2 separate regions of the Homo sapiens genome follow, and region 2 is linked to region 1. The links are chromatin loops, found by intact Hi-C in ENCODE. Cell type or tissue: MCF 10A. All regions are shown on one strand. Links, peaks and the distances in the headings refer to the core of each region. The heading gives the core; the rest is flanking DNA.

The links. Hi-C counts contacts between places; a loop is a spot of excess contacts. Peaks named below come from ENCODE experiments on the same cell type or tissue, not always from the same donor. Only the 100,000 strongest peaks of a DNase experiment are listed, where the experiment ranks them.
Region 2: a loop joins it to region 1, with 5 times the contacts of the local background. A loop is called at or near these places in 2 of 110 quality-filtered maps.

What each region holds. Positions count from the first base shown.
Region 1 is chr5:158,056,905-158,059,821 of GRCh38, reverse strand. No RefSeq gene overlaps it. Among named protein-coding and RNA genes, the nearest start is that of CLINT1, 200 kb to the right of the region's middle. In MCF 10A, for the core only: no CTCF peak of the experiment used is centred there; a DNase peak (open chromatin) is centred at 1,431.
Region 2 is chr5:157,996,518-157,999,434 of GRCh38, reverse strand. No RefSeq gene overlaps it. Among named protein-coding and RNA genes, the nearest start is that of CLINT1, 140 kb to the right of the region's middle. In MCF 10A, for the core only: no CTCF peak of the experiment used is centred there; a DNase peak (open chromatin) is centred at 1,294.

The sequences.
Region 1 (2,917 bases), core at 218-2,717:
AGTTTTTTAAAGTGAAGAAACTAATGCTCAGGGAGTTTCAGCATTTGATCCAAATTATACCCAGTAGGAAAGCCAAGATTTGAACCCATGTCTATTGACTAGAAAGCACAGATTCTTCTCATTTTTCTCACCACCACCAAGTTGCCTCCTTAAAATATGAGATTGTAATAAAAATTGTTCTGTTTCATCAGTCTCTAGCATATGGGCCCAACAAACTTCCCTTGAATCAGTTCATGTCATCAATGTAAGCCCTCATTTTCCTCCAGAAAAAATGATCTAGATGATGCCTTTTACATTTTAAACCCTGTGACTTCGTGCCAATGTGCTGAGGTTCACTCTAAAACAGGGCTGCTAGTCGGAGCCCTTGGAAGAAGGCAGCCTGTGTGTTCAAGCATCCATCCTTCTAGCATTATCAATCTGCCACATTAATATGCTAATTTCAAGGGAAGAACTGTGGAACTAATTCCATGTATCATTCAAGCAAAGGTATCCAGGTAGCACCAAGATACTAGACAATCAAAATCAACATGATTATGTGACTTGGAGTGTGTTGTGGCAGGAGAACAGGAAAGGTGTTCTTCCATGACAAGTCCTTAACAGGTTGTTCACTCCAAACAGTCCAACAGAAAGGAAGCTCTTCTCCCCATTTTCTTCTGGCGTTGGCATTGTCCAATGGAGAAAGTGCATTGGCAGCCTCCTACAGCCCTCCAGGAGCCCATCAAAAAGTAATAACCCTGATGCCTTGGGGCTGGGAAATCTGTTGCTCTCAGAATCCCCACCCACCCAGCTTTGAAGTGTTGGCTGACTTGAATAGATGGGGCTAAAAGAATGTTCCAGTTGGCTTTTTCAGAATCTTGACTAATTGAACCATCTGGTGGAAGACAAAAACCATGTCATTTTGGGCCCGATGATCTTAAATAAGCTGCCGGCATGTGCAGGATGAAAAGATTTGTTGGCATGTCGGTAATGATGACAGGAGAGCTTAGCACATCTGCTAGAATGGACCTTGACATAGAACATCCTAAATGTAAAATCATCCTTTCTCCCCCCATGACTCCTGCTCTGCCATCCCCTAAAACCAAATGTATGCTACTTTTATTTTCTTTTTAACGTTTATTGCTCAAATAAGGGCATTCCTAGCTTCCTCTTTTTATGCGATTCCTTTACTAAGAACAAGCCTAACATATTATCAAAATAGTACATCACCAACATGATTCAATTTTCATGGCCCTTCAAAGTCCTCCTGTCTTAGGCCTCATGCCTTCCACCCACCAACCAAAAAATATATTAAACCCTGGTCTGCCACAGTGGCTGATATTCCCATTATGTACTTTCTTTAGATTCAATGTGTATGTGCCTCTCTATGATGCAAAAGCAGAGTGTGTTACCTGAGATTTCTCAGAAGCTGACTCAGAGAGGAAGGCATGTGGGCAAGAGATTTGTTAAGGAAATGCTCCCGGGAGAAATTGGTAAGGGAGAAGAAGGAAGGGGGGAGAAGCTGAGCAAAGGCTTGATTTCTGGCCTTTTCCCATGGAGAGCAGCTTCAACCCAACTCCACAGAGAACCCAGGAGTGAAAGTTGGGTACCTCAGAGTTTGTCTACATTTGAGGTAAGGAAGCTGGGATTTTATGCCTCTGCACAAGTCAGCTGTTCACCAAGAACAGCCCCTGGTGGATAAACCCATAGGCATTTCCACCTATCTGAGATTTGGGGGTAAGCCACTTCAGTTGCCCAAAAGTGTCCTTTGAAGAGAGTGACTGGAGCAGGTCACAGAAGCAAAAGCAATCAGGGGAAGGAGAGTGAAATGGATCCAAAGGGATCTAAAAGGAGCCTGACAGTGTCTGCCACACACAGGAAGCTTTTCTCAACCTTCTGTGGGTTCATGGAAAATAACCAGGTTAGCCTTAAAAGACAACAGGATCCAGGAGGAAGGGTGCAGATGGCAGGAAAGTGAAATGCCAAGAAGTGTTTAATGTCTGTGTCTCCTACTAGTCACAGGTCTCCTTGAGAGCAAGGATATAGAAATTTTAAAAGCTAACACACCGCTGGAGAAGCAGACAGGCAGAAGGTGATGCCAACACTGCATGGCCTATGCCAGGAGGATTGATCCATTTATTTACTCACTTAACAACCTTTTCTTGAGAACTCGTGAGATGTTGGAAATGCTCTAATGAATAAGATGGTCGAGGTACCTACTCTTATGGAGCTTCCATTCTGGCAGGGGAAACCAAATGTAACCCAATGAACCAACTCAGATAATATAAGATGATAACAAATGCTGGAACAGCAATAAAAAGGAGTAACAAGGTCGGGTGTGGTGACTTATGCCTGCAATCCCTGCATTTTGGGAGGCCGAGGCAGGAGGATCATTTGAAGCCAGAAGTTCAAGACCAGCCTGGGCAACAAAGTGAAAGCCTATGTCTACAAAAAAATTTTTTAATTAGCCAAGCATGGTGGCATGTGCCAGCAGTCCCAGATACTCAGGAGGCTGAGGCAGGAGAATCACTTGAGCCTAGGCTGCAGTGAGCTATGCACACAGTTTAAAAGAAAAAAAAAGTAACAACATAAACAGTGATGGAGTGAGGTGGGGGCTGTTCTAGAAAGAGTGGGCAAGGAAAGGCTTCCCTGGGGGTGTCATTTGAGCAGAATCTTGACTAAAGTAGGGAGCACATCCATCTGAGGGAAGTTATATGGTCTGTTTTTGTTTCTTAAAACATTGCTGCAACTATTATGTGGAGAAGCAACTGCTTATTGAAATGGAATAGAAATAGACCAGTTTGCAGACTTTTGCCCAAAAACAGGGGAGATGGTCATGCCTTAACCGTGGGTAACAGTCATGGAGATGATGAGGCGGAAAAGATATAAAGAAACACACTGCAGAGAGAGGGAAAGGACGTCACCCAGTATACAATCCCAG
Region 2 (2,917 bases), core at 296-2,795, 60 kb after region 1:
TTATGCATGATCTTGGACTAGATCCTGGACTAGGCGTTAAAAAAATATTATAAGGGACATTATTGGGACAATTGACAAAACTGGAATACGGACCATAGATGTTAAGTATTGCTATCAATTAACTTTCCTCCATTTAGTTACTACGGCTATGTAAGAAAATATCTTTGTTCTCAGGAAACGGACATTGAAGTATGAAGTAAAGCTGCCTTAGCCACGCAGCCTACTGTCAGATGACCCAAAAATTAATGATTTTATATATATATATACACATATACACACAAGTATATACACATACAGATATATATATACATATATAGAGCAAATCAGAGAGAGAGAATTATAAAGCATATATGGCAAGAGGTTAAAAATTAGTGAATTTGGATAAAGGGCATTTGGTATTTTCTTTTAAGATGGAGTCTCCCTCTGTCACCCAGGCTGGAGTGCAGTAGTGAGATCTTGGCTCACTGCAACCTCCACCTCCTAGACTCAAGTGATTCTCCTGCCTCAGCCTCCCAAGTAACTGGGATTACAGGTGTCCACCACCACACCCAGCTAATTTTTTGTATTTTTAGTGGAGACGGGGTTTCACCATGTTGTCCAGGCTGGTCTCGAACTCCTGACCTCAGGTGATCCACCCGCCTAGGCCTCCCAAAGTGCTGGGATTACACGTGTGAGCCACCACGCCCAGCTGGGTATTTTCTTTCTTTTTTTTTTTTTTTTTTTTTTTTTTTTTTGAGACAGAGTTTTGCTCTCATTGCCCAGGCTAGAGTGCAGTGGCACAACCTCAGATCACTGCAACCTCCGCCTTCCGGTTTCGGCCTCCCAAAGTGCTGGAATTACAGGCGTGAGCCACCACACCCGGCCCAGCTGGGTATTTTCTATACTAGTAATACTCCTGCAAGTATGAAGCTATTTCAAAGTAAATAATTCCAAAAAATCTATAGAGAGGAAAAAGTACTGGAAGTAGAGATGAAACAAGATGAGTCATCAAATTATTATTGAATCTGAGTGACTGGCACATGTGGTTGTAGTGAGTGCTAAAAACTAAACACTCACACTGTGGTTGCATCATGGAAGCCGTGCCTGCAATCTGAGCCTGGATAGCAAGGCCGCCACAAAGGAACCCAAGTCAGTAGTCCCCTTGCTGGTCCTCTCCTTTCTGGGCCTCTCAGGTGCTGTAGACAGTAAAGTTCATTGTTTCACTCAAAACAGGGGTTCGTTAAACTCTCCTGCCTACTTTTGTATGTAAAACATGAGTCATGAAGCACTGTATTAGTCTGTTCTCACACTGCCATGACGAAATATCTGAGACCGGGTAATTTATAAAGGAAGAAGGTTTGATTGACTCACAGTTCCACATTGCTGGGGAAGCCTCGGGAAACTTACAGTCATGGCGGAGGGCAAAGGAGAAGCTGGAACCTTCCTCACTGGGCGGCAGGACAGAGTGAATGCAAGCAGGGGAAACGCCAGACGCTTATAAAACCATCAGATCTCCTAAGAACTCACTCACTATCACGAGAACAGCATAGGGGAACCGCCCCCAAGATTCAATTACCTCCACCTGCTCCCAACCTTGACAGGTGGAGATTATGGGGATTACAATTCAAGATGAGATTTCGGTAGGGACACAAAGCCTAACCATGTCAACTGCCATAAATAAAATGATTGTTTTGTAAAATGTGGATGTGCTCATATGTGTGTTAGTGACATGTATGTGCACATGTCTGGGTATATGCATATGATCACGTGCGTGATTGTATATGTGTGCACTTGTGTGTATGTGAGCAAGAGTGCACATCTGTACAAAAGAATATTTACCAAAGGGTTCGAAGTGCCTTTTTCTCAGCAAGGTGGGGTCGGATAGTGGTGAAGAGCACAGGTTTTAGAGTCAGATTGCCTGAGTTCGAATTCAAGCTCTTACAAATCTTAGGTGGAGCTGGACTTTCATCTTAGGAAATTTACTCAACCCCTTTGTGCCTCAACTTCCCCACCTGTAAAATATGAATGATAGTAGAAACTACTTCCTTGGGGTATTAGTAAAGTATGAATGTGTTTAGAACAGTGTTTTGTGCTGTTTTCACTATTATTTTTAGAATGTAACGTCGTGGATAATTTTAATGTCTTCTTTACCCCTTTCATTATTGTCTGAACTTTTTTTTACCGTGACTTTATAATCTGAAAACAAGAGCTTTTTAAAAAATTTTAGCAAACTAGGGAAAGATGAAGGAAGAAAGGAAGGGAGAAGGGAAAGAAAAGATTTGTTCTCTTGGGCTAATTTCATTTCCTCTACAGCTGAACTGTATGCCTTCATTGGATCATTTTAATTGCTATTATTTGAAGAAGACTTGAGGAGATATTTTTCCCAGAACATGAACATTTCTTTATAATGCAAATAGTTTTTCCGTAATTTCCCCGAATTATAGGAAATTCGGGGATCGGAAATTTCTTTTTTTTCTCTTAAGATGGAGTCTCACTCTGTCCCCCAGGCTGGAGTGCAGTGGCGTGATCTCGACTCACTGCAACCTCTACCTCCTGGGTTCAAGCAATTCTTCTCCCTCAGCCTCCTGAATAGCTGGGATTATAGGCGCACACCACCACACCCAGCTAATTTTTGTATCTTTAGTAGAGACGGGGTTTTACCATGTTGGCCAGGCTGGTCTTTAACTCCTGACCTCAAGTGATCTGCCCGCCTTGGCCTCCCGAAGTGCTGAGATTACAGGCGTGAGCCACCATGCCCAGCCATGATTGGAAATTTCTTAAAAGCAGGGTGATCACGACTGCACATCAAGACAATGGTAATATTTTTTCTTTTCCTATTTTTTATTTTGATAATTTTTAAATACATAGAAATTGAAAGAATAGTACAATGAATACCTCTATAGCCACCACTTAATTTCAATAATGGTTAACATTTTGC